5 separate regions of the Homo sapiens genome follow, and regions 1, 2, 4 and 5 are each linked to region 3. Evidence: chromatin loops called from intact Hi-C (ENCODE). Cell type or tissue: PC-3. All regions are shown on one strand.

Region 1 (5,000 bases), 50 kb after region 3:
CCAATCAAAAGACATGGAGTGGCCGAATGGATAAAAAACATCAACAGCAACAACAACAACAAACAACCACCACCAAAAAATAAGACCCAATTACCTGTTGCCTTCAAGAAATACACATCACCTATAAAGACACACAGACTGAAAACAAAGGGATGGAAAGAGATATTCCATGCCAGTGGAAACCAAAAAACAGCAGAAGTAGCTATACTTATATCAGACAAAATAGATTTAAAGAGAAAAACTATAAGAGGCAAAGAAGGTTACTATATTATGATAAAGGGGTTAATTCAGCAAGAAGATATAACAATTATATATGCACCCAACACTGGATCACCCAGGTATATAAAGCAAATTTTATTAGAGCTAAAGAGAGAGATAGACCCTAATACAATAATAACTTGAGACTTCAATACCCCACTTTCAGCACTGGACTGATCTGCATACAGAAAATCAACAAAGAAACATTGGACTTAATCTGTACTATAGACATAATTGATATTTATAGGACATTTTATCCAGTGGCTACAGAATACACATTATTTTCCTCAGCACATGGCACATGCTTCTCTTCAGGAGATGTAACTACTCTTGACTCCAAGTAAGTGTTTCAATAACACCCTGTGCAGATTTCAAGCACTAAATTTAATTCATGTTATTGTCATTATCTATATGTCTATTTACCAAACCGGATATTGGCCTTTTCATGTCATTTTAGTATCTTCTGTCTTTGTATCCACACAGTAAGTGTAGTGTCTGAGGTGTTGTAAGTCCTTCACAAATATTTGTTACAGACATTCATTTGTTGAGGAAAGAACTCATGTAGTTTATTTGATCACATAATGAGAGCTTTGTACTACTTTCTGTTTTCCCTGGCTTGCCAAAAAAGTTCAAGCCAAATTTTATGCTCTGTGACAATAGCTATCTTATCCTAACTCTAAAAGATATTTTTAACTTTTGTTTTTATTTTAATTAAGCTAACTACATGTTTTCATCTAAATGATCTTAAATGCATTTTGGAACTATAAGGAATATAAATTATAAATAAATACACTTAGCAAATTTTGGCTCATCTCTATGTTGAAGGAAGATCCAATCAATGCCTCTCACCACGATGAAACATTAAGAAACATCAAGCAGTAATAACTGTTAGATAAACAGGCAAAGGTATTATGTGTTATGCTTATGAATAGAAAAGGCAAATAGAGATTACTCAAAGAGTAGACTGGAGATTTATAAACTGTAAACAGACACATTTACATGGCTAGAGTTGCTGAGATGATATTATGCAGTGAGGAGAATCATGTGTTGAAAACATTCGTTTTACTGTTAGTTATGTATTGGTTGTTTTGCTACTTAGGAGAAAGACAAAAGGATCCTCAGAGGAGAAGGAGATTATAAACCTGGTGAGACAGCTGCGTAGTGGCCCAGTTATGAGAAAAGCAGAGGTCAGATGCAGGTACCAAGGTCAGGCAACAGAATCCAAAAGGTACACTTCTATCACTATGAGAGAAAAAGAGTATTAGATTTGAGATTGGAGAATCTCAATGATCCAAGGAAATTATCAGTTGCTTTGGATAGTTACAGTGACATAAATCCATAAGAATATTATTTTGTGAAGTAAGGAGCATATTCGTTGTCAAATTACTCTTGGTTTTGCTACAGGCTTACCAAAAGGCTGAAGGCTAGAGTGAAATGGGAAGACAGAAAACAACAGGAGGGAAAAGGAAAATCAGAAGGCATGATGACAAGGCAGAGCTTTATTTATTAAAGTTATACTTTGGAAAATTTGAGAAAGTAAAGGAGTTGATCATTTTCCTGAACTGTAAACAGACCATTACTTACAAAGTAAACAGCACTTTCTAGATGAAAACAAACTACTGAAAGAATGAACAAAGAAGCAGTCATTTCACCATCAAGTGAGTCAATATTTGCTTTTTATGGTAACCAGAAATATCTGGGTTTGTTTTTTAATCTTAATGGTATAAATTTTAATGACAAAGATTATTTAGCCTTTAGTAAAAAATTGGAAATTCCTACAGTGAAGTTTGCTCTTAGAAATGGACTCCAGTTTTAGAATGAAAAGTGCCCTAACTTAAGACTTATTTGTTTGTCAAGGTTGATGAGACTATCTAGACATTGTGAAGTGGAAAAGGAATATGCCCACAGAGAAGGCTGGCATCTGCACTGGGAAAGGAAACTTAGAGGCAGTTGCTGGGCTTGGCCTGTGGTAAGGGTTCTTGTCCTTGACACCTGCTCTCAGAGGTCAAAAAACTTTTAGCCTTCCTGAGGCCATTTGGGGAGTCTGAAACTTCCAAATTCATTATTAATATTGAATTGTGAGATTTCACATAAAAATCCACATTTCTGATTTCTTTTAAAAAATCAAATAACATTCCAGCATAGCAACTATCAATAGGAACTGAATAGAAGCTGCTCATTTGGGACAGAGCCAGGTCATGATTGTCCCTTCCCTAACCCCACTATTTTTGTCAGACATGGAGGCTGAGTTGCCATCTATCAAAATGATTGCACAGCTGTTTGTTTTATTATAGAATTAATAAAATATTGAAGCATTTCTTTTTTCTCAATGTTCAGTTTTCTTTAATGACCCTCATCTCCCTGAAACAAAGGTTCAGGTAGCTGGGTGATGGCAAGAGATGTTCACTTGACGATTTTGCCCTGATTGAAGGCTTTGCCCACATGCTGGAAGGCTCTATCCCAGGAAAAGTACTCTTGAACCTGCATCTGGGTCTCATCACTGCCAGGATCCAGTTTCTGCTACGTGTATGACTTGTAGTCCACCTGCCAATCTGGACTCAGGGGAAAGGCAAGCTCCTGGCCTCTGAAGACCCAGATTCCAGAAATGGAGCTACTATTGTTGGTTCCAAAGAGGATGACACGGCAAAGGTGTTCTTCCTCAGCTTGTCTAGTCACTGGAACATTTCAGTGATGAGGTTGCAGCTCATGAAGGTCTGAGTGAGCTCTTCAGGGAAGTGATACTCAGAGAACCATAGGGACCAGCCATCCTTAACAGAGTGCTTCCAAAAATATGGCAGTGACACAGTGTGTCCTCACTGGAGCACTTGGGTGTAAATTCACCCAACACAAAAGTACCCTTGGGCAGCTGAGCAAAGAGGCCCTTGGCCTTGGGCTCAGCAGCCGGTGCCTGCTCACATTCATCCATCTCCTCCTCAGAAGCAAGGGAAGCCACACTTTTTCCTCTTTCTGTTCAGCCTGAGGCGTCTGCTTCTCTTTTAACGAACCTTTCCCTTTCCATGGGTGTCGTTTTTAGTCGGGCTCTCTGTAGAATTTTTAGCATCAAACTGGGCCATCTTCTCACACAGTTTCACTTATTCCAAGACAGCCCGCAACTGGGTCTGGTTAATGCAGATGAGGAGCCAAGGGTTGATACTGAGAAAGGCTTGGTGGAAAGAAGGCTCCAGCACCTGCTTATAGAGCCATAACAAGGTGCAGACAACTGTGATGTCAGCCAGTTACTCATTCACCCACCAGAAAAGTCCTCATCTTCAAGTGAGCATCCAGCAGCTCCAGAATTCACCTCATGTCCTCTTTTGCATTCTTAGTGGCCTATTTGTTGTGGTGCACGATGCCCAAGGTAGGGAACAACCAAGTACTGGCTAAGGGCACTATGTTGTTATCAGCAAAGCCTATCCACTGCACCACCTGGGCTTCTGCTTCTGGAGTACTTTCCTGCAGCTCCTCATTGCTCACACAGTAGGTAATGACATTACTCTTAAACACACAGGCTCCACTGTCACCATCAAATGCTGGAATCTTGCCAGCAGGAAATTTGAAAAGAAATTTAGGTTTGTGATTGGTTTGGCCAAAGTGGAAGTGGGGATGGTGCAGAGAGCATGCAGACCTGAGCCCTGCTGTATTGAGCAGTGATGAGGGCTTTGAAGGCCCTCCAGTTTTCAGCATATGTGTACAGGATCTAAGCCATCATGGTGATTCTTCAGAGAAAGAGAAGGGAAGAAAAACAAATCAAGAATGCATTTGGCTGCAAGTAACAGAAAAGCTGACCAACATGACTTAAACATGAAGGGTTTATTTTTCTCATATTACCAAACCTATGCAATTACTGGCAATTGGTTTAGCTACACAACTGCACCCAAGGGTCTAGACTCTTGCTTTACTTTCTGCTAAGCATCCTTCACAAGCTGGCTTTTGTCTTTGTGGCTATCTCCTCACAAGTACAAAATGGCGTTTGCATCTCCAGATAATTTGTCCACTTCAAAGCAGGAAGAAGGGGAAATGATCAAGGGCCAAACCAATTGTATGTCCCTTCTACAGAGAAATTTAAAATTCCTCAAGTCAGCAGCATGTTCTGCCTACATCTTATTGGTCAGAACTGGGTTACATGGCTAGAAACAAAGGAAACTGAGAAATAAGAAAATGTGAGTAAAAATTTTGGCATGGAGCTGGTTCTAGGCACATTGCCACCATAAAAAGCTCAGAGTTTCACTGAAAAAAAAATAGAAAGAAAGAAAATAAGACTATCTCTTGAGGTAGGAAATATTTTATTTAAGCCTCAGGGGTGATCTGTACCCATGGATGAAATTATAGATACAAAAACTAAGCTGGGGATCTTAAACCCAAAGTCCACAAGGGGATAAATGACTAAAACAGGCAAGTGACTTGTGTACATCTATATCTTCTCTGCATAATTATTTCTAAGATACTCTTCACAAGAAATATGACTTTTCCAATTGTTCTGGAATCATGTGGCATCTTGGTCCATTTTTATCACACTTGTGTATTTTGCATATCAGTCTCCTGTCAGATGATGGTTTGCAAATATTTTCTCCCATTCTATAGGTTGTCTCATCACTCCATTTACTGTTTCCTTTGCTATGCAGGAGCTTTCTAATTTAATAAAGTTCAATTTGTCTATTTTTGTTTTCATTGTCTGTGCTTTTGGAGTCTTAGCTGTCAAGTCTTTGCCTAGGCCAGTGCCCTGAACAGTTTCCCTTTGTTTT
Region 2 (5,000 bases), 97 kb after region 3:
GTTTTGATTTGATTTTCATTTCCCCAACCACTAATGGCTAGTAAACACCTTCTCATGTGTAAATTGGCTGTTTCTACCTGCTCTTTGGAGAAATGTCTATTCAAATTTTTTTGTCCACTTTTAAATGAGTTGTGTTCTTGTTGTTGAGTTCTTCATTTTCTGTCTTAAGAGTGGAGGATGGTTGGAGGAAGAGAGCCTCAGAACTCTCAGTTGCTCTTATCTAGAATAGAGCTCTGAAACACAAAGCTGGGGATGATGAGTAATGCTGGTGGCCTGCTTCTCTCAGGGTATACTGTAGACGAGGATCTAGGTTGAGAGGGGGCCCTGCGTTAGTGGCTGCACCCATCCTTACTGGAACATCATCACACTCAACTGGAGAGGGTGGGGAAATATATTGTGGTTCAAGCATCACAATTGTTTGCAGTTCTTACTGAAATATAAGAGATTGTCTTGAATAAATATTTTCTTCGTGCTGTATGTCCTTAGGACAATTACCAGGAACTTTAAATGGTTATTTATCTATAATTTTCACCAGTTATTGTTGTTTTTAGGGAGTGGATTTGAAAAGCTCTTCACATCACCATTCTGGAAGTGAGTCCCATTTGGATCATTTTTTATGAATATTTTGTTTCTTTTATACTTGGTGGTAAGATAGTGGCAAAACTCTCTTTATAATTAGCATAGTAGAGATAGAATTGCTGTACAATTATAAAGGGCAGTTTTTATAAAAGTATTTGCAAATTTACAGTGAATTAAGAAAACCAATGAGAGTTGAGGACTGGTTGATTTTCAACTTCAAATCGACTTTCAACTTCAAATCTAGTCGAATTCTAGAATGACCATGCTTTGTTTTGACAAATAATTTTTAATTTATTATCATTAAATAGTTGTAAATAAATATCTGGATAATGAGAGTGACAGTACATTTCATACTACAGCTTGTTGGTTTTGGTCTAGTTATCTATGTACAAAGCCTTCACAGCCCTTGAGAAAGTCACCGAAATGACCTGTTTTAAACAGCATAGGAATAATTCAGATGTGGAAATCAAGTTATTAAAAATTCAACACTTTTATGTATACATTTTAGAATTTCACTAGCAAAAATTACCATGTCTTTCTTAATTTTTGTCTAATTCAAAATAAGTACTGCACCACAAAATCTTTTTGAAAAACAATTTTCCCAACTCCCCTGATGCAGTTATTTGGACTTTGGGGCTAGTTCTTACATTTAACAATTCTTCAAACTCCTTATGTGATTGTGGACTGGGCTCATATGTGAATTGCCAACCAGTTGAATGTCACTTTAGTTGAAACAAATCTGGAGTCCAACTCATATTTAAAATGCTACTCTAAACATTTCCCCACCTTCTTCATCCCCATGGCAAAGTTAACTATTTAGCTAACTCTAGCTGGCTGTCTTTTGGTGAAGAAGTTTGGTTACTTATAAAGGATGACTTAAGTATCTTTGAGAAAATACATACTGCTTAATACTTACAAGAGAATGTTAAAATGTATTCCTTGTTGGAAATTCTTCACTTTTTGGCAGGTGACTTGTGTGTACTATTGCCTAAAGTACAGTAGTTTAAGTAGCTTATGGGCAGAGAGGGATTGTATAGGAGCACGGAACTAGGTAAAGATGAATATTTAAGAAGGAAACCAAGCACAACCCAATGATATTTTCCTGAGTCGTTAATGGACTACACGAAGGTAAATAGTGAAAATAGTAAAGAAATTTTCTCTTCTTTTAGTTTGGAAAGTTTCAGTGTTAAAGTTTGGCTTCTACTGAGTGAAACATCTTAGTTTCCCACATAGTGAAAGGTAAATGGAAAAATCCATCAATTCTGAAAATTGTAATGCAGTTAAATAATAAACTGATAAATTGCATTAAAGCTCAGTATTAATTTTTTCCTCCTATAGAGACAGGAATTCTATCCTACTAAAGCTACTTAACAGTTCAAGTAGGTATTTTGGAAGATGCTTACCTCCCAGTTGGGTGTATCTCCCTGCGGCTTAGGTGAGCGCCGAGGCTTTGGCTCCTCCCCAGCTGCTGCGAGCTTCCCACTGCGCCGGGCGCCTGGGAGCCTCCCGGAGTTAGGTGTTCGGCCCCGCCCTCAGGACTCTTGCTAAAACTCAAATTCTACCTGGCTAATTCCGGTGATTAATTATTGACAAAAGGAAAACACTCCTACGCAAACTTGTGTCCAACCGCACTGCTCCCAGCGACTCCTTCCAGAAGAGAATGCCTGCTGCAACACTCCCCTCCCCCCCTTGCTCTATGGTCCCAACTTCTCATACGCTGCCACTCTTAGTCCTGGGCGATCAGACTGGTCCTCGGAGGAATGCAGCCCAACGACTTCTACATTTTAAAATCTGGTTTTCTGCAGCTCGTTCGCAGTTCTCCAGGGACCAGCCTCTCGAGAGGGGGCGCTTTCCCGGTGCAGGGGAAGCCGGGGCTCCGAGAGCAACAGAGGCGGCTGAGGCGTCGCTGTCACCTCCGGCTGCTGCAGTAAAACCCCGAGCCGAGGCGGGGACGGGGAGGAGGGGATAGGGAGGCGCCCTCCCCCGCTCTGGGGCTGGGATCCCCGACTCTACTGAAGGGGCACGTCCTTTGGCGGTGGTAGAGGGGCGGGCGGATAAACAGGAGGTAGAAGGTGGGAGCTCTGGGGCTTTAGCCTAAGCTGCGTTAAAGCGCTCAGGGAAAGCCCGCGCCCAGCATCCATCGGGCTGCAGACTTTGGCAAGGGGGCGAAGAAGCCCGGGTGTAAGCGCAGCAGGACTGCGTCTGAAACTCGGCATCAGGCTGCTAAGTGAGCCCAGGGCTCGGGCTGGGGCAGCGGGCGGCCAAGCAAGCATCCCACCCCATTTATTTGTCAAAAACCGAAGAAAGCAAAGCCTTTTAGCACTGGCAGCTAATTTTGGTGCCTCTGAACGTGTGAAACGCCCCTCCCCGCCCCACTCGCATCCTGCCACCTTGCCCGCGGTAGCTAGGAGGTTAATCGTTAAAAAGGTGGACTCCCCCAGGGAAATAGATGAAAGGATCGTGCCCGGAGAACTTGTGTGTGCCCACTCACAAGTGCAGAGAATTAATCTCGGCCCGGACTGCGGCAGGAGGGCAAACTGGGGAAAGAAGGCTGGGAGGCGGCCCGGTGGTGCAGAGACGCGCGGCGCCTGCTCCCGCGGCTCCCGGGGCTGGCGTGCCCTGCGCTTACGCTCCGCGCTCGAATATCTTCCCCGGAGGGCTCGGGACCAGCGCGAGCACCTTCCCTGGAAGCCCACATCCATCACCCAGCGATCTCCTCTCCATCGAGAGCAGGGCTTGCTGAGAGTGGCGGAGGACCTTGAAGGCTCCCGGTTCTGTATCTCCGTGGCCGAGACGCTTTCTGCTCGAGGCCCAGGGGAGTCCGGGAGCGAAAGCCTCTTTTGATGAATGAGCATTTGGGCAGTATCTGCCCATCAGCCCCCACTGCCGAAGGAGGAGACACTGCACATGCTCGGCCAGGGCTGATTGTGTTAAAGCGCGAATTTTAGCTGCTGGCAGGTCTCTGCTCATCCTCACAACGCGCTTTCAGCGGGTTCCACACTGCCAGGGCTATTACGAAGAGGGAGGCTCACGTTATTGGGCGGTGGTGTCTCCATGCAGGAGGGAGGATGTCCCCAGAGGAAGCTAAAGGTAGATGGGGGCAGGGAAGGGAACCAATAGAAACAGAGCACCTGCTTGGGCCCGTGTTAGCCATTTTACGTAGTTATCATTTCCTTCTGCTCCCGTGTCTAAATAGCAGCAACCACTGCTAGTGTTATTTATTTCTTTATCACTTTATGTTGGTCACATTCCTTATCTTTTGGCTTCTCGCGACACACCTTGCAATATTGGCAGGGTAGATATGACCACTCAGGGCATGTAGATCAGGAAATAGAAACCCTAAGAAAGGACTTGGCGGGGACTACCAAGGCCATGTTGGTGAGGCCAATTCTATTTACACTGGTAAATCTTATTTTTCATTATCTATTTACCCCCACTTAGTTGTGACACTCCACCCTCCATACTGTGATTGCACATTTGTGGAAATATAGAAATAGACCTTCTTGGCAAAGGTTTGTGAAATGGATATGAGACCTTGCAACTACTCCAACTGGAGGTTGGGGGAAACTGGCACAGCTGGCAGATGTATTCAGACCATTAAAAATAATCTTAAATAACATACACGTATTATAACCACACACAGGAACATCTTTATGAATATCTTAGCACCTCCAAACGGAGAATACATATTAACATGTTTTCCATACAACTATAGAACATTCTCGAAACTTAACTAGATCACAAACTATAGGTCAACACTTTTATTTTTATTTTTATTTTGGAGACAGGGTCTCACTCTGTCGCCCAGGTTGGAGCGGAGAGGCACAGTCACAGCTCACTGCAGTCTCAGCCTCCTGGGCTCAAGTGATCCTCCCGCCTCAGCCTCCTGTGTAGGTGAGACTACAGGCACGTGCCAGTACACCCAGCTATTTTTTAAATTCCTTAGAGAAGGGGTCTCATTTTGATGTCCAGGCTTAGGTCAACACATTTTAAAAGGCAGAAGTCATACAGACCACATCATCCATCAAAATACAATAAGGATAAAATTAACAACAAACATTTACCCTGATTGATATACTATTGGAAATTTAAAGATGCTTTGAATCTGTATTAAAAAGCACAAATGGGAAAATTACAAACTCTTTAGGAACAGAAGAAAAACAAAAACCCTACATAACAAAATTGAGAGAATACAGAAAAGCCAAACAATCTATGAAATTACACACTAAGTGTCTTTATTGCAAAACAATGTACAAGGAGACTTAGAAAAAATTGTGAAAGAATTATGTTAACTAATAAAGATAACAGCAGAAAATAATAAAGTAGGAAAGTAAAAAACAAAAACAAAAATGAAAAAGGAGACTTGATCAAGAAAAGAAAAAAATATTCTCTGGAAAGATCAAGAAATAAATCTAGAAAAG
Region 3 (5,000 bases):
CCCCCTAATTTTTGATAGGTATAAAGTGATATTCTAATTATATTTATTTGATTACATGCTGAGTATCCTTTCATATTACTCAATGGTTATTTAGTTTCCATCCTGGTCAGTATTTCTTCATACTCTTTGATTTTCCTTTCATGTTGATTTGAAGAAATTTCTTATATAATAGCCTTTGTTGGTTTTAGACATGGAAAATATATTGTTTGTTAAGTTTGTGTACGATGTCATTTGCTAAGCAAATATTTAACTTTGATGTAGTTATAGCCATAAATTTCTTCCTTTTTTTTTCTTTTTTTGAGGCAGGTTCTCATTGTCACCTAGGCTGGAGTGTAGTGGCACCATCACAGGTCACTGTAGCCTTGACCTCCTGGGCTCAGTGATCCTCCTGCCTCAGCCTTTTGAGTAGCTGGGATAACAGGTGTGTGCCAGCATGCCTGGTGAATTTTATTTTTATTTTTTGTGGAGACGGGGTCCCACCATGTTGCCCAGGCTAGTCTTGAACTCTTGGGCTCAAGCCATCCTCCTGCCTCGGCCTCCCAAAGTGGGATTACAGGCGTGAGCCACCATGCCCGGCCCATAAATTCTTTTTCTTTAAGGTTTGTGCTTCCCTGAGTCTTGTTTAGGAAGGACCACGGATGCCATAATTTAGATTTTTTTAAATAAGTAAAGGCCTTTGCTTTAAAAACTGTTGAATGAAGTGCCTTTAAAAATATGAACGAGGGTCGGGCGCATTGGCTCATGCCTGTAATCCCAACACTTTGGGAGGTTGAGGTGGGCAGATCATGAAGTCAGGAGATTGAGACCATCCTGGCCAACATGGAGAAACCTCGTCTCTACTAAAAATACAAAAAATTAGACGGGCATGGTGGCACGTGCCTGTAGTCCCAGCTACTTGGGAGGCTGAGGCAGGAGAATCCCTTGAACCCAGTAGGCGGAGGTTGCAGTGAGCCAAAATCACGCCACTGCACTCCAGCCTGGGCAACAGAGCAAGACTCCATCTCAGAAAAAACAAAAAAAATATGATCGAACACTGATGATCTTTTATTGCTCATCTCATCGGAATTTTCTTTGCATTACCACTATCAAGTACTTATTTTACAAATACTGTGGTAACTGTTAACCTATTCACAAATCTGGATAAAGATGAGATATGGCCTTTTAGTAAGTGACCCAAGTCAGGTTGACTGGAGAATCTAGTAAGAGTGAATTGAAATATTGATCCCCAAATTTCAGAAACTGTAAGATAAATATGTTGCAAAATAATAAAAATGTGTTTTCCTAATTTTTTTCCCCTCAGTGAAGGGGGAAAAACTTCTAATTCTTTTAAACAATAATTTTAGGTTCAATTAAAATGGCCACCAGGTGGCACCAATGCCTGATAAGTACTTCTGAAAATCAGAAGCATTATTCTCATACTTAAAATCTGTTAAAATTGACATTATAATTAAGGAGATAATTCTGGTCCCCTCCTAATTAGTCTTCAAGAAACTCTTTTTAGGCTCCAAGTTAGATGAAGTGTCTTGTCTCTGTGATCCTATGGCTAACAGTACTCACCAATTACTCTGTAATTGTTTACCTGAGTCTGTTTCTACTCGAGGTAGAGATCAGGACATTTTCAGCCTCACTAGGCCCCGAATAACGTGGCTTTTATTTATTTTTCTGGTAAACATTTGGTTATGAGTTAAAGCCAGGTTTGGGAGAAGTAAAATCTAAAATGTAGACTTTCCAATTTAAATAGGTCTTTCAATACTTATAAAATCTACAGGCTTGGGAAAATAGTGAAAATAAACATTTCGTTGTTTAAATTTTATATTTTGAATTGATAATGAAAAAAATAGTCAAAATTCTCTTCCTCATTCACTGGTCTGATCCACAAGTTCCCTTTCATTTTGGGAAATGGGCCTACAAGACACTTATGGCCCTTGAAAAATAAGTTTTATGAATGAGTATGTCCAAGGACTACAAGGCTGACTTCAAAGCAACAGTCTGGACTCCAAGTACGAAACTTAAAAAAAATCATTTATTCTAAATGGCACTAATGAGACTCAGGCTGCGTCTGTATCTGAGTATACTAGAAAGTCTCTATCAGCTGCTTCCCTTTTATCTTCTTAGAGATGACATCTTTTCTGTATGGTTGGTGCATTGAGAGACTCAGCCAAGTATCAGGCTTTCCATCCATGGGACACATGTCTCCGGAACCTTCCAGCTGTTCACTTGTGACCAATACTCAGAATGCCTTTACTATTGAATACACTTTTAAAAATGATCAATACCAACATTCCCCAAAGTGTGATTAGTGAAGCGATAGTCCTTCAAGAAACTACCTGTACTTGGGGAAAAAAAGTATCCTATCCTTGTTTCTGTCTTTGCAGCTTGTATTATCATATTGAAGACTCTGAAGCCCTTCAGCAGTGGTTCTCAATGGAGTGGTACCGCCCCCTAGGGGACATTTTGTAAATTTGTGGGAGTGTTTTTGTTGTCACAATAATTGGTCAGAAGCCATGGATACATGCTAGGTAACATTCGGCGCATCTAACAATGCTATAGAAGCAAGAATTGTCCTTCAACCCCTGGGACTTTCATTTGTCCTGACAATCATGTAGCTAAAAATATGTATCTAATTAAGCCTACTACTAATTGTGTTTAACATGTCAATACAAAGTTATTAGGATTTTATAGTAGACACTTGAATGTCTTAGGAATACATTATAGGAATGACAATATAAATCAAGGAGTACTTAGGAATGACAACATAAATCAAGGAAAGATTGTATCAAAAATAATTTTTTAAAAAGACATGGTCTTGAGGCCTGCAGGGGAAAATGGTGAATAGGCAGGACTAACTTGTAGCTCCCACTTGGACTGACAGAACAGCATGTGGAGACCACATCGTGAACTTTTGCTCCAAGAACTGCTGCAAGAACATACCAGGAAAACAGAAAGAATTCACAGACCCTTTGAAATAAGCGGCTTGCCACTGCAAACTCCAAGAAACAGCCGAAAAACTGTGAGTGCCCAAAGTGTGAGAGGGTGAAAGTCCACCTCTGAACACACATCCTCACCGAGGAGCTTGAAAATCTGGATCACGGGAGAGGGATTTAACCTTACCTAGAGCTGAAATGAATTTAGAGAGTGGAGAGAAATATAAAAGTAGAAGAGGCAGCAGGAAAGGCCTGTAGGCACTTCTGGCATCCAAGGAAGCCCAGGGAACCTATTTTGACTTTATTTCACAGGGGTCTCTGGGGAGGGCTGCCAGTGGAATTGCGGAAAGACCACAGGAAGAAGGAAACTTCCAGCTGAACTTTGTAGTAATTTCGACCAAGTGTGAATTTTCCAGGGCAGAATCCAGGGTTGGGGGCAAACGGGAAGTGCAGACACAGGCACAGAAGCCACAGCAGGAGGGGTGAAGCCTGAAAGCCCTGCTTGCTTTCTCAGAGGAGAGGCTTGTAGCTTGGGGCCAGTTCCAAGCCCTGCTCACCAGCTGCCTGGTTATAAAGTCCGTGTTGGGGGAGCACACTGGGAGTGAGACTGGCCTTTCTGGCTACCTGGGAGCTGGGTGAAGCCTGTCACAGCTGGCTTTCCCTCACTGACTTGGAGACTTGTCTGATGCAGCAGAGACAGCCATAATCCCTTTGGCATGAGAAACACACCCATATCTCCCACAGCAGGTGCAGCAAGCCCCACCCAAGGAGAGTCTGAGCTCAGACACGCCTAAACTTGCCCCACCTGATGGTCTTTCTCCACCTGCCCTGGTAGCTGAAGACAAAAGACATAATCTCATGGGAGCTCTATGGCCCTGCCCACCACCTGAGAAACCTGAATACTTATCCAGGTGACCCTAGGGCAAGCTTGTATCCTCCCTATGCTACCACAGCTGATGCTGCTTTGAAAGTGCCACCTCCCGGCTGGAGGCCAACCAACACAGCAACTCATAAAATAACAACCCTTCCCCCAAGAAGGAAAAAACAGCTAACTCCACTGCCTGTGACATCTTGGCTAACCAGAGGTCCTAAGTCTGTCCATGTGACAACTTTACTGCCAGCACAACTAGCATTCATGAAAAGTCGCACACTAAACAAAACTACAACCAAGGCCCCACACAGAGTCCACCTTATTCCCCGGCTACCTCCACCAGAGCAGGTGCTGGTATCCACTGCTGAGAGACCTGAAGACAGATGACATCACAGGACTCTTTGCAGATACTTTCCAGTACCAGCCTGGAGCCTGGTAGCTCTGCTGGGTGGATAGACCCAGAAGAGAAATAACAATCACTGCAGTCCAGCTCTCAGGAACCCCCATCCTTAGGGAAAGGGGGAGAGCACCACATTAAGGGAGCACTCCACGGGACAAAAGGATCTGAAGAGCAGCCCTTGGGTCCCAGATATTTCTCTGATATAGTTTACCCAAATGAGAAGGAACCAACAAAACAATTCTGGTAATATGACAAAACAAGGTTCTTTAATACCCCAAAAGATCACACTAGCTCACCAGCAATGGATCCAAACCAAGAAGAAATCTTTCAATTGCCAGAAAAAGAATTCAGAAAGTCAATTAGTAAGCTACTCAAGGAGGTACCAGAGAAAGGTGAATAGGAGTTTAAAGAAATTTAAAAAATTTTACAGGATATGGATGGGAAAATCTCCAGAGAAATAGACATCACAAGTCAAAAACAATCACAGCTTCTGGAAATGAAAGACACACTTAGAGAAATGCAAAATACATTGGAAAGTCCAACAATAGAATTGAACAAGTTGAAGAAAGAACTTCAGAGCTTGACACAAGGATTTTGAATTAACCCAATCTGACAAAGAAAAAAGAGTTTAAAAAAATGAACAAAGCCTCCAAGAAGTCTGGGATTATGTTAAATGACCAAACCTAAGAATAATTGGTGTTCCTGAGGAAGAAGAGAAATCTAAAAGTTTGGAAAACATATTTGAAGGAATAATTGAGGAAAATTTCCCTGACCTTGCTAGAGATCTGTGGGAGTTAAGGCAGGC
Region 4 (5,000 bases), 170 kb before region 3:
TACTCCATTCTGCTTTTGCATAGAAAGTGGTAACTCCATTCTTGAAAACAAACTCTGGAAACAAAATAGCTAAATATAGTTCCAGATAACAGACACAGAAAGAGAAGCAACAGACAATGAGATCCTACCTACCTACCTGTGTTCAGAGTCAGAAATACATGGGGTGGGAAACCGATAACCTACTCTAGCTTTCTTTTAGTTCCTTAATGTCTCAGAGATTCAAGGAGTGCAGGTTATCTCCCCAGCCAAATCTCCCAACCTTCCAGCACTTGGGGCCCTACCCTACAGATGTTCTGTGGCTTCATCTTCCTTCCCCATGCTGATGCGCCCCCTACAAACTGCCGTATTTCTAGCTCATCCTCTCATCTTCCCCTAGCCTCTAATTCACAATATGCCAAAAGGACTGGTAACAAAAGCAAATCAGTATTTATAATATACAATTTTTTATTAGTATAAAAGCATTGTCCATAGTCCCAAGAGAGATGTTTGCCAAACAGCCTGCTGTTAAATGAACTGTAACTTTTGAATGTATCTGTTGTGCAAGGTCATTAAGAGTATCCTGTTTGATCCCACGTGCTTGACCCCATCCATGTGGCTATCTACCACACAGTGGGAGTTTACCCCATAGCGAGCAACCATGATCCATCCTGTTAAAAGCTTCTTTGGTCTGGACATGATATAGTTGTGAAAGGGACAAAGACATTTCCCAAAAGAGGGTTCTACCTGCATCATCCAATGGTGGATGGAACAAAGCTGGAGGCTGGGCACAAGAAGAAGAGACATCATCCATCCAAAGGGGAAAGAGAAAAAGTACTCAATGGAGCATTTTCTTAGGCATAAAGGGAATTGAGTCAGAACTTGAAGTTGAATATGACCCACCAAATTAACTTTTTATAGTTATTGGGTTTTCCTGAAGAACCATGGTATTTTAATAATTCAATTTTTTAGAAAATATATATATTATTAGAGCCGGGTGAGGTGGCACACACCTGAAGTCCTCGCTACTCTGCAGGCTTAGGTAGGAGGATCATTTGAGCCCAGGGGTTCCAGTCCAGCCTGGGAAACATAAAGTGGCCTTGTCTCTATTTTTCAAGCAAGAAAAAAGAAAAAAATATATTATCCAAAATGGCTTAGTAGAGCTTCACTCTTGAATTTCTTCAAATCCTCTGATGAAAGAATCGTACTAGAATATACAACAAACTTCGTGGCTGCATCAACGATACTTAAAACCTTGTAAAGGGCATTATTATGGGCATTTTTAACCAATTAGGATAATTTATAAGTTAAAAGTAGATGAACTTACCTGTGGAATTCCAGATGAAATTAAAGCTTAAGTTTTTTGTTGTTTTCTGTATTCCATGCTTAATTAAAACACTCAGATCTGTTGTGAACTACTGAACAGAAGAACAGAAAAAAATATATATGAGTCATAACATTAGGAATTATGACATCTAAAATCAATGTTGTATACTTAGCAAGTTGTTTTTGGAGCCATTTATTACATATCAACACTTTTTTCATTTTTGGAAAAGCCTTGATCCTCTCTTCTCGCTTTCAAATCACCTCATGCTCTAATCTGAAATTATACTTGGACACTGTTTTTTTGTTTTTTGTTTGTTTTGGAGATGGAGTCTCACTCTGTTGCCCAGGCTGGAGTGCAATGGCACAATCTCGGCTCACTGCAACCTCTGCCTCCCGGGTTCGAGCAATTCTCCTGCCTCAGCCCCCCGAGGAACTGGGATTTCAGGTGTGTGCCACCACACCCAGCTAATTTTGTATATTTAGTAGAGACGGGGTTTCACCACGTTGGCCAAGCCGATCTCGAACTCCCGACCTGAGGTGATCTGCCCGCCTCGGCCTCCCAAAGTGCTGGAATTACTGGCGTGAGCCACCGCGCCCGGCCTGGATGCTGTTTTGACAACAGTGTTTATTTTCAGGTCTGGAGTTATCCAATGGCCATTCATTTGAACGAACATTTTAGTCTATGAGGGGAAAAAAGTCATAGTCTCTTATCTGTTAGTAATAAACGATTCTGTTCTCCAGACTGATACGCGTTCAGTAATTTGTGCTTTTATCAGGCATCGACACATGCATACTAAGAGCACAAATTCAGCGCCCTTCTTTTGCTTAAGCCTCCTGGGAGAAGCTAAAAAACTTGTTCCCAGTTGAACACTGCAAACCCAAATTTTCCTTACCTCTGAAAACAGAAAAAAAGACATGGTTTGGCAATTTCTTCCTTGATAGCTTTTCCCACAACGCAGCCACCTCCTAAACGCAGGCAATCTGTGCAAAACGCAGAGGAAACAAAATCATGAAAGCCCTGCAAATCTCCCTCCTAAATCCAACATTAAGAAGGCGAACGGATACTGAATTCAAAGACTACCCGTACTTGAGGATGGCATCATTCCTTACTGCTTGGAAAAGTGAGACTCCGTTGCACCTCTAGGAATCTTTTTAAAACGCCCTGTATGTTCCTTAACACTGCCTGTAGGAATCCTGTAGCCCTAGCCCCGTGGGATTTCCTTCTCTCTCCGCCCGTTCTCCACATTCCCCACTTAGTTTCACATTCCTTCCCAATCCCTCCGACATCCCTGCGCCGGGGCCCTTCCCTAGCGCTCCGGGAAAGCGTTCGCCGCAGGCCTGTTAGGGGCCCACCAATACCGTAACACCGTTCCCGTCCTCTTCCTCGGCACCGCTGCAAACGCCCCGGGTCGCTACCCGGATTTGACGGTGGCTGGAGCGGCACGGGCGACGCAAGGCAGGTATTGCACCCTGGGGCAAGGCAAGGTGGACAACCAGCGGATGCGGCGCGGCCGCGGCCTGGGCCTGGGCCCTCCGCGTCGCCCACTGCCCCACTGGGCCCCTTCTCCCGCGCTCACCGGAGGCGGGCAGCTGCTCGTCACCGAGACCCGAGACCCACGGTGCGGCGGCTCAACCTGGGCCACGCTCCGCTCTAGAGGAGTGGGCGGTGCCTCCCGGCCTAGCTGCCGGGGTCTAGGCGTTTCCGAGGACGGCGCGTTCCGGGAAAGGCGGGTCCGGTGGCTATACCCTCCACCCAGTGGCAGGACTCAACCGCCTCGGAGACCCTGCAGGGCCGCCCTTCTCACTCACCTCCTGTGCTCGGCGCGCACCCAGCTCGGAAGCGGGAAGGTGGCCGGCGTTCTCTCCCTGCGCACACACGCAGCCTCCCCGCATCCGCACGCACGGCCGGGCGCGCGCAGACCACGCGCCAGGGCCGCGGCCGGAAGCCCCTGGCTGCACGCGCGGGCCCAGGCGGCCCCCAGCCCTGTGAGCTCGCATGGCGCGCCCTCTGGGTCCTCGCGGTCACCTTGCATTCCGAGCACGGCCGTGTTATGTATGCCTTTAGTTGATGCTGGCCAAAATTAGACAACTTAGTGGCAGACGTCGAGCTAGAATTTTTGTTTGAGATCCTTTTTCCCTGGTCGTCTTTCCAAACTGCGTGAGTGCATGGCCTCGAGGCGGCCCTGGAGGGATTTTCTTGTTAAACTTCATACAGAACTAATTAGGAAAGAGGAAATCTTAGGAGGAGTTCTTTGCTGTCTCAGAAGAAATGCCAGTTCTTCTTCCGGAATCGATGGGGAATGGAATGGGGGTAAGAGAGACACGTCAGGTTTCAATGGCCTGTGTATGGATGGGAGTCCCAGGGAGTTGCTTTTGTACACCTGAGCATAGCTGACCTAAACTCCCAGATCCATCTCCTCAAACTCCTTTTACCAAGATGTGCAGTATTGATTGTACTGGTCCTTTCCTCAAAATCAAGTGGGTCTGGATCATGTATTTAACCACTACCAAGCTCAGCCATGAGCACCACCCCTGATTGTAACCCACACATTTGCATCAAGACTAAACGTGGCCCACCATTTCTTTTTGTTTACTGACTCTTTGGCCTGACTGCTTCTTCCTTATAGCCTTTTTCTGCAAAATTACTTAGGATAGTTTGAAGGTTCTCTGAAAATAATAGGGGTGAATATAGAGATCAAAATGGATATACAACAAAAGTAAGTTTAGATAGTAGCAGTGTAAGTCAAGGACTTAGTTGACACTGCATAAATAATCAGATCTAAATTATAATAATCAGATCTAAATTATGGTTGAGATTGTTTTCCTGGTTCCAGCCTTGGCAGGTAGCTGTGTCCTTTGCAGAGGGTAAAGTGATTGCTGCCCTGCTGCACGCCTTTATCACAGCCATTCTTCACCCTACCTGGGCTGACAGTTCACCTCACTAAGTCAAGGAGGTCCATTAATAACAAAACCAGACAGGTTTCACTGCAGATAGATTAATATGCTGAAAAAATAGACCTCTTATTTGGAAGAATGCTTTAGGGCATTAATACTATATTTTACAAATTCCGTTTCTTAAAATTTTAGAAAAGTTGTATTTCAATACTCATTTTTAAAATGTTTTGAATGTCCTTTGAGTAACCAGCAGGTATATGTGCTCATAGCTGCCAAAACTTCCCTGGAATGCAAAGCAGAGCCATGGACAACAGATTGGGGTAAGAAATTCTCCTAAATGAAGTAAGTGAGACAAAAAGGCCCAAAACCTTTATGAGATTATTTCCTTTGAAGCAGTCTCCTTTTTCTTTGTGTAGCATTTATCAGCTTGTGATTGAGTCATCTATTGCTGCAGATCGAACTCTCCCAAAATATAGTTGCTTGCAAAAATGTCAATTTAATATTTCTCATAATTCTGAAGGTTGGTTATGTGGTTCCTCTCTGGTTTTGATTTGGCTCACTCGTATAGATACATTCAGCTGTAGCAGGGGTTGGCCAAGTTTTCTGTAAAACAGGATCAGATAGTAAATATTTTAGACTTTGTCTCTGTCACATATTCTTTTTTATTTAATTTTTATAAACTATTAAAAACCCAAAGCTATTCATAGCTCAAGGGCCATACAGAAGCAGGCTATGGCCTACAGGCTGTAGTTTGCTGATCCCTGAACTGGAGAATCAGCTAAGCTGAAAGTCCAAGGTGGCCT
Region 5 (5,000 bases), 130 kb after region 3:
ATCTTCTTTTTTGTCCTTCCATCTTTCCTAACATGTTGCAGACATCTAGACAGTGCCATCTATGAGGAACAGGCCCTCACTTGAAACTGAACCTACCAGCACCTTGATCTTGGGCTTTCCAGCCTTCAGACTGTGAGACAATAAATTTTTATTTTTTATAAATTATCCCGGTTCCGGTATTTTTTTAATAGCAGCACAAATGGACTAAGAGGGATGCCTAACAAAGGGCAAGGATAGCCTTGGCAGGAGGGATTGCATGCAAAATTTTATTATGCATTAAATTAATATTTCCCAGTGTCTGAGGAATTTTGGCCATTGTTTTCACGTGTGTATGCATGTGTTTAGCTGGAGCCTAACAAAAGAAGGCTGTGGTTGATGCCACCACTTCCTCACTTCCTGTAGCCACACACCAAAGTGCCTTGTGAGAGGGGCTGTTAACTCCAGAGCCACAACCTGGGTCTAGGAAAGCTCTGATTTCAAACATGCTGTTGATTCTTCCCCAAATAGCATAAATTTTTATCATAATCTATGTCTTTATTTTTGCTGCCTAAAACATGGCCCTTTTCTATCACACCATCATTGTCATGGAATGTTCTTTAAATACAAATAGAACCTTTGCTTCCTAAGAACTTTCTTTTGCACTTTGCCAGAGTTCACTTTTGCACTTTTTGATTTCTGAATGAAATCAAAAGTGCAACTTAGTGGAGGAGTGTGGGATCCAGAAGCATAAGAATTCTGTTGTTCCCAGCTGTGGGGTTCTCAGCACAATAGTAAGAACCCTTAAAATGATAATAATTCTAATTTCTCTTGAAAAATTTTCATTTACAGTGGAATAAATGTCAGGAGATGTTAAGTATTTGCTACTTAGAATAGACTCTTTCCCAGCTCCAAAAATTCTTTTCAAAGCAAATATGTACATTTGATACCTGCAAGTTTTGAATGTGCAAATATTGGCTCAGCAGATGGATGAACCAAGTCTAACATATTGTTTTTTTTTTTTTCTCAAGGGTTGGGACTATTATGACTCTGACTAAGGGTTACATATTTTTTCCTACCCTTACTGATAACTGATGAATTTTTAGAATGGAATGGATTCTCATCCTTTTCTCTAGAATGTATAACACCTTTATAAAATGCTAAAGAGATTTTTTTTTAATCATTCTTATGGTTTAGGCTAAATCCCTGTTTTTGCCCCTACAATTTCTCTAGTGACCCTTGCTCGGGGTCACTAGACCCCGGGGATTTGCTAGGAATCTCCAAGTTGTTTGATTCATTTCATTTTCAGTATCTTTTATTTTGAGACTGGTTAAAAAAAAAACTACCTTCATAGAGGGCAAAGAACCTTGAATGATGGAATTTCAAAATGCTTTCAGAATTAGTTCTGAAGATAAACAAGTGAGGAGAAAATGTACATAGAATTCTAAATTCTAAAAGAGTTTTATACAAGTATACTTGCATAAAATCATAAACTTGAAGGCAATGTAAGAAGCTAGTTGTTCTAGAATATGATTTACAAAGCAAGGGACTCACGGTTGAATCATTTACATCAACAGGTGTTGTCAAGAAGTGCTACGATTTAACAGCACCGAAAGTTTCTACCTTTAAAGTGAAGAGCAGGCACATTATTAAGTAACTTAACATGGCACAACATGATTTTCATAAAAGCTGATAAAATCATCTTGGAAAAGTTAACTGCATCATGAGGCAAGTTTTAGGTACATAATTTTAATCTATAATGTATCTATGGTTATTGGCGCTAGGTATGTATACAGGCTATCAGTTTCTGGAGACCCGCAGGAAAATCCAACACTGAAAGAGCTTGCCCACCCAGGCCCCACTGGTTCTGAGCAATGTTTCAAAACATCGTGCATTCCAACATGTGGTCCCTAATCCCTGCTGGGGGAAGCTGCAGTTGAGTAAGGGTTTTACCTGAGACTTTGATTTTCTTGTACATATGGGTCTTAGGGACTCAAGCTGCAGGCTGTTGGTTACCTCCTGCTTTATGCTTCTAAGCATATGTTATCTTTAGGATGTGGATCCAAACAGGTAACCCAACAATCTATTTGAATTAATTGTATGTTTAATAAAATCTTAAAATCTTACATGTGCAGACCAGGCACGGTGGCTCATGCCTGTAATCCCAGCACTTTGGGAGGCCAAAGTGGGTGGATCATTTGAGGTCAGGAGTTCGAGACCAGCCTGGCCAACATGGTGAAACCAAGTCTGTACAAAAAATATAAAAATTAGCCGGGCATGAGTGGTGTGCACCTGTAATCCCAGCTACTTGGGGGGCTGAGGTGGGAGGATCGCTTGAGCCTGGGAAGTAGAGGTTGTAGTGAGCCGAGATCTTGCCACTGCACTCCAGCCTGGGCAACAGACTGAGACCCTGTCTCAAAACAAAACAAAACAAAACAAAACAAAACAAAACAAAAAAATCTTACATCTGCAGACATAGCATTACACTGGGAATTAGCACCTTCCCTCTGTGGTAAATGGTGCAGGTGGGATTAATGCTGTTTTACAGATGTGAGTGGGGTTAGTGTCATTTTACAAATGTGAATGTGGAGACCCAAAGGGGCCAAAAGACTTGCCCAAGGTCAAACTTCAGTTATTACATTTCTCGATTATTTTGCTATTTAGCTATGATTGTCATGAAAAGTTTCACAGAGCTTGAAATTCTGGGCAATATTCTTAAAGTCAATTCCTGGAATATTATTTTTGGAGTGAACAACTCGATCTCTGGAAAATTTGGAGGTTAAAGAGAGGAATTACAGTTTTTTGAAGAGATGTCTTCCCTATGTAACGGCCCCATGTTGCCCCCTTATGGAACTTGCGATATTTGCAAAATTCTTTGCTGAATTAGTCTTTCACTGAAGTGTGACTTATTTGACACACAGGATTTACAGCATGAGCCTTTTGTCACAACAGCCTTTTGTCACAACAGGATTTACAGCATCAGCCTTTCTCAGGATGATAACATATTACCTTACCATTTTCATATATTAAATCAACTGTTACTGAAATTCAGCCAAATTGAAGGAAAATGTGATTATGAGGAAGTCTACAGAAAACTTTTTTGTACTAATTTCTAACTATACTCACAGCCCCTTTTCCCATACCCTCAGGGCTGACCATTTTGCACATTAAAAAGTAATGTATCTAACGAAATAGGACGGTGTTCTTAATATTTTACTAAAAATTGTGGATCATTTTAAGTTTCACGCTTGTGAGACGTTTGGGGATTTGGTTTTTTTTGTTCAATGGGTTTGAATTTCACCTCTGCTACTTAGCTACATCACCTCCGGTAGACTCAGTTTCTGGGTCTCAGCATCTTCCTCTGTAAAATGGGAAGAATGGCGCCATTTGTGAAGCATTTGAAACAATTCCTGGTAGAGTATGCATGCAAAAGTGAAAGCAGTAGCGGTGGTTGTAGCAGTAGTAACCCCTGGATCTTACCTCCTCAATTATCACATGAGGAGATTGTACTAAAGGAGCTCTGAGATCCTCTCAAGTTCTTACATCTCTGATCCTCTGGATGCAAAATAAGCAGAGGAAGAAGGAGGCACCATGAGCAATGATTCCATCTCTGCCCTCCTGAGAAAGTCTTTCCCTCCTTTCCACAGCACCTGGGAGGAGCAGGAAGTTACTAATTTGCTGGCAGGGCCTGCTGGTTTCGGCCACAGTTTCTGAGTCTTTTGGGGAGTCAGATGCAATAGGGTATATGCCAGACAGCAGAACCTATCCAGGGGTGTGGAAGCATTCCGCCTTTGGGAACCCACCCACCCTGGATGGGGCAACTAATCGGAGAAAGTCTCAACAGAAAAATGGAAGTGGGTAGTGTGCAGTGAAAGTGGATGTAGGGAGGCTGGAAAGTGGGACCCGTCAAAGCCTAAGAGATAGACTGGAAGGAGGCACGAAGAAGGGATTGCTGGCAGGGAAATTCCTCCCTTTGTCCCAGGGTCTCAACTTCACACTTGTCCAAGATAAACACCACTGACATTAAAGTGATGAAAACATTTTATTCAGTAACTACTGACAGTCAGGGAAAGAGCTGCGCTCCATTCCAGTTTGTGCAGAGGTGGCGGTGTCTTTTATTTTAATTTTTATTATTCCAATAAGACTTTATTGTTTATGTCTGAAAATTAGCTATAAAAACTTGTAATATACATTGTTTTATCAGTTCTCTCTCTAGTTTTAGCTCTATCGAGGTACAACTGATACACAAAAAAATTGTACCCATCTAATGTATGTATCTTGATGAATCCAGACATATAAATACACCCATGATGTCATCATCACATAAAACACATCCATCACCTCAGAGGGAGAGAGTGGGAGGGAGAGAGAACTGGGGTTCAAATAAAAAGTTACCAAGGGTTGGTCAGTGTAAATGTGACTAGGCCAGCTGTGTCTGCTAGCCAGCAATGATGGCCCCAAATTAGGATTCTATCCTGACAAGTACATTTCTAAGAATGGTCTTCAGATCTTTGAGAAAGACAATCCTAAATTGCAGGAGATATATATACATCTCAAAGGGACAGAGGAAGGATTCATGATTGTAAGGCCTTTACAGTAAATGCTTTAATAAGAGGAGGTATAGGGGCCAAGGGAAAACTTCTCCTTTGTCCTCTGAAGGTTCACTGAAAGTCAGTTGACAAAAGGCAGATTTAATAAGAGAAATAACATCCATAGACCAGGCGTAGTGGTTTACACCTGCAATATCAACACTTTGGGAGGCCAAGGCAGGAGGATTGCTTGAGCCCAGAAGTTCAAGACCAGTCTGGGCAATACAGTGAGATCCCATCTCTACAAAAATTTAAAAATTATCTAGGCTTGGTTGTACATACCTGTAGTCCCAGCTACTTGAGAGGCTGTGGTGGGAGGATCATTTGATCTGGAGAGGTGGAGGCTGCAGTGAGCCGAGATCATAACACTGCACTCCAGTCTGGGTGGCAGAGTGAGCCCCTCTCTCAGAAATACTACTACTACTACTAATAGAA

The links. Hi-C counts contacts between places; a loop is a spot of excess contacts. Peaks named below come from ENCODE experiments on the same cell type or tissue, not always from the same donor. Only the 100,000 strongest peaks of a DNase experiment are listed, where the experiment ranks them.
Region 1: it touches region 3 in a loop (2.3-fold over the local background); 7 of 110 quality-filtered maps call a loop at or near these places.
Region 2: a loop joins it to region 3, with 10 times the contacts of the local background. A loop is called at or near these places in 3 of 110 quality-filtered maps.
Region 4: it touches region 3 in a loop (5-fold over the local background); 18 of 110 quality-filtered maps call a loop at or near these places.
Region 5: it touches region 3 in a loop (15-fold over the local background); 46 of 110 quality-filtered maps call a loop at or near these places.

What each region holds. Positions count from the first base shown.
Region 1 is chr3:161,322,253-161,327,252 of GRCh38, forward strand. It overlaps the pseudogene EEF1GP4. Among named protein-coding and RNA genes, the nearest start is that of SPTSSB, 47 kb to the right of the region's middle. In PC-3, no CTCF peak of the experiment used is centred here; a DNase peak (open chromatin) is centred at 1,879; H3K4me3 peaks cover 353 bases; H3K27ac peaks cover 2,668 bases.
Region 2 is chr3:161,369,453-161,374,452 of GRCh38, forward strand. SPTSSB (serine palmitoyltransferase small subunit B) reads right to left here and starts at 2,065. Exons shown (of 3, transcript NM_001040100.2): 1 at 1,983-2,065. RefSeq lists enhancers at 1,538-2,092, 2,093-2,647. In PC-3, a CTCF peak has its summit at 2,436; DNase peaks (open chromatin) are centred at 2,119 and 3,569; H3K4me3 peaks cover 4,068 bases; H3K27ac peaks cover 4,143 bases.
Region 3 is chr3:161,272,447-161,277,446 of GRCh38, forward strand. All of the region lies in intron 1 of LOC105374187 (a long non-coding RNA gene), which reads left to right. Among named protein-coding and RNA genes, the nearest start is that of NMD3, 54 kb to the left of the region's middle. RefSeq lists an enhancer at 2,347-2,396. In PC-3, CTCF peaks have their summits at 1,366 (motif pointing right), 1,572, 2,440 (motif pointing left) and 2,640; DNase peaks (open chromatin) are centred at 1,365 and 2,445; H3K27ac peaks cover 2,202 bases.
Region 4 is chr3:161,102,124-161,107,123 of GRCh38, forward strand. It overlaps B3GALNT1 (beta-1,3-N-acetylgalactosaminyltransferase 1 (Globoside blood group)), which reads right to left and starts at 3,226. Exons shown (of 5, transcript NM_003781.4): 1 at 3,112-3,226; 2 at 2,196-2,283; 3 at 1,304-1,394. It overlaps LOC124909453 (a long non-coding RNA gene), which reads left to right and starts at 2,558. Exons shown (of 2, transcript XR_007096147.1): 1 at 2,558-2,762; 2 at 4,448-5,000. RefSeq lists silencers at 2,781-3,030, 3,041-3,130. In PC-3, no CTCF peak of the experiment used is centred here; a DNase peak (open chromatin) is centred at 2,628; H3K4me3 peaks cover 2,948 bases; H3K27ac peaks cover 1,487 bases.
Region 5 is chr3:161,406,394-161,411,393 of GRCh38, forward strand. LOC107986150 (a long non-coding RNA gene) reads left to right here. Exons shown (of 3, transcript XR_007096152.1): 3 at 1-5,000. Among named protein-coding and RNA genes, the nearest start is that of LINC02067, 18 kb to the right of the region's middle. In PC-3, a CTCF peak has its summit at 2,818; DNase peaks (open chromatin) are centred at 958, 2,838 and 3,658; H3K27ac peaks cover 5,000 bases.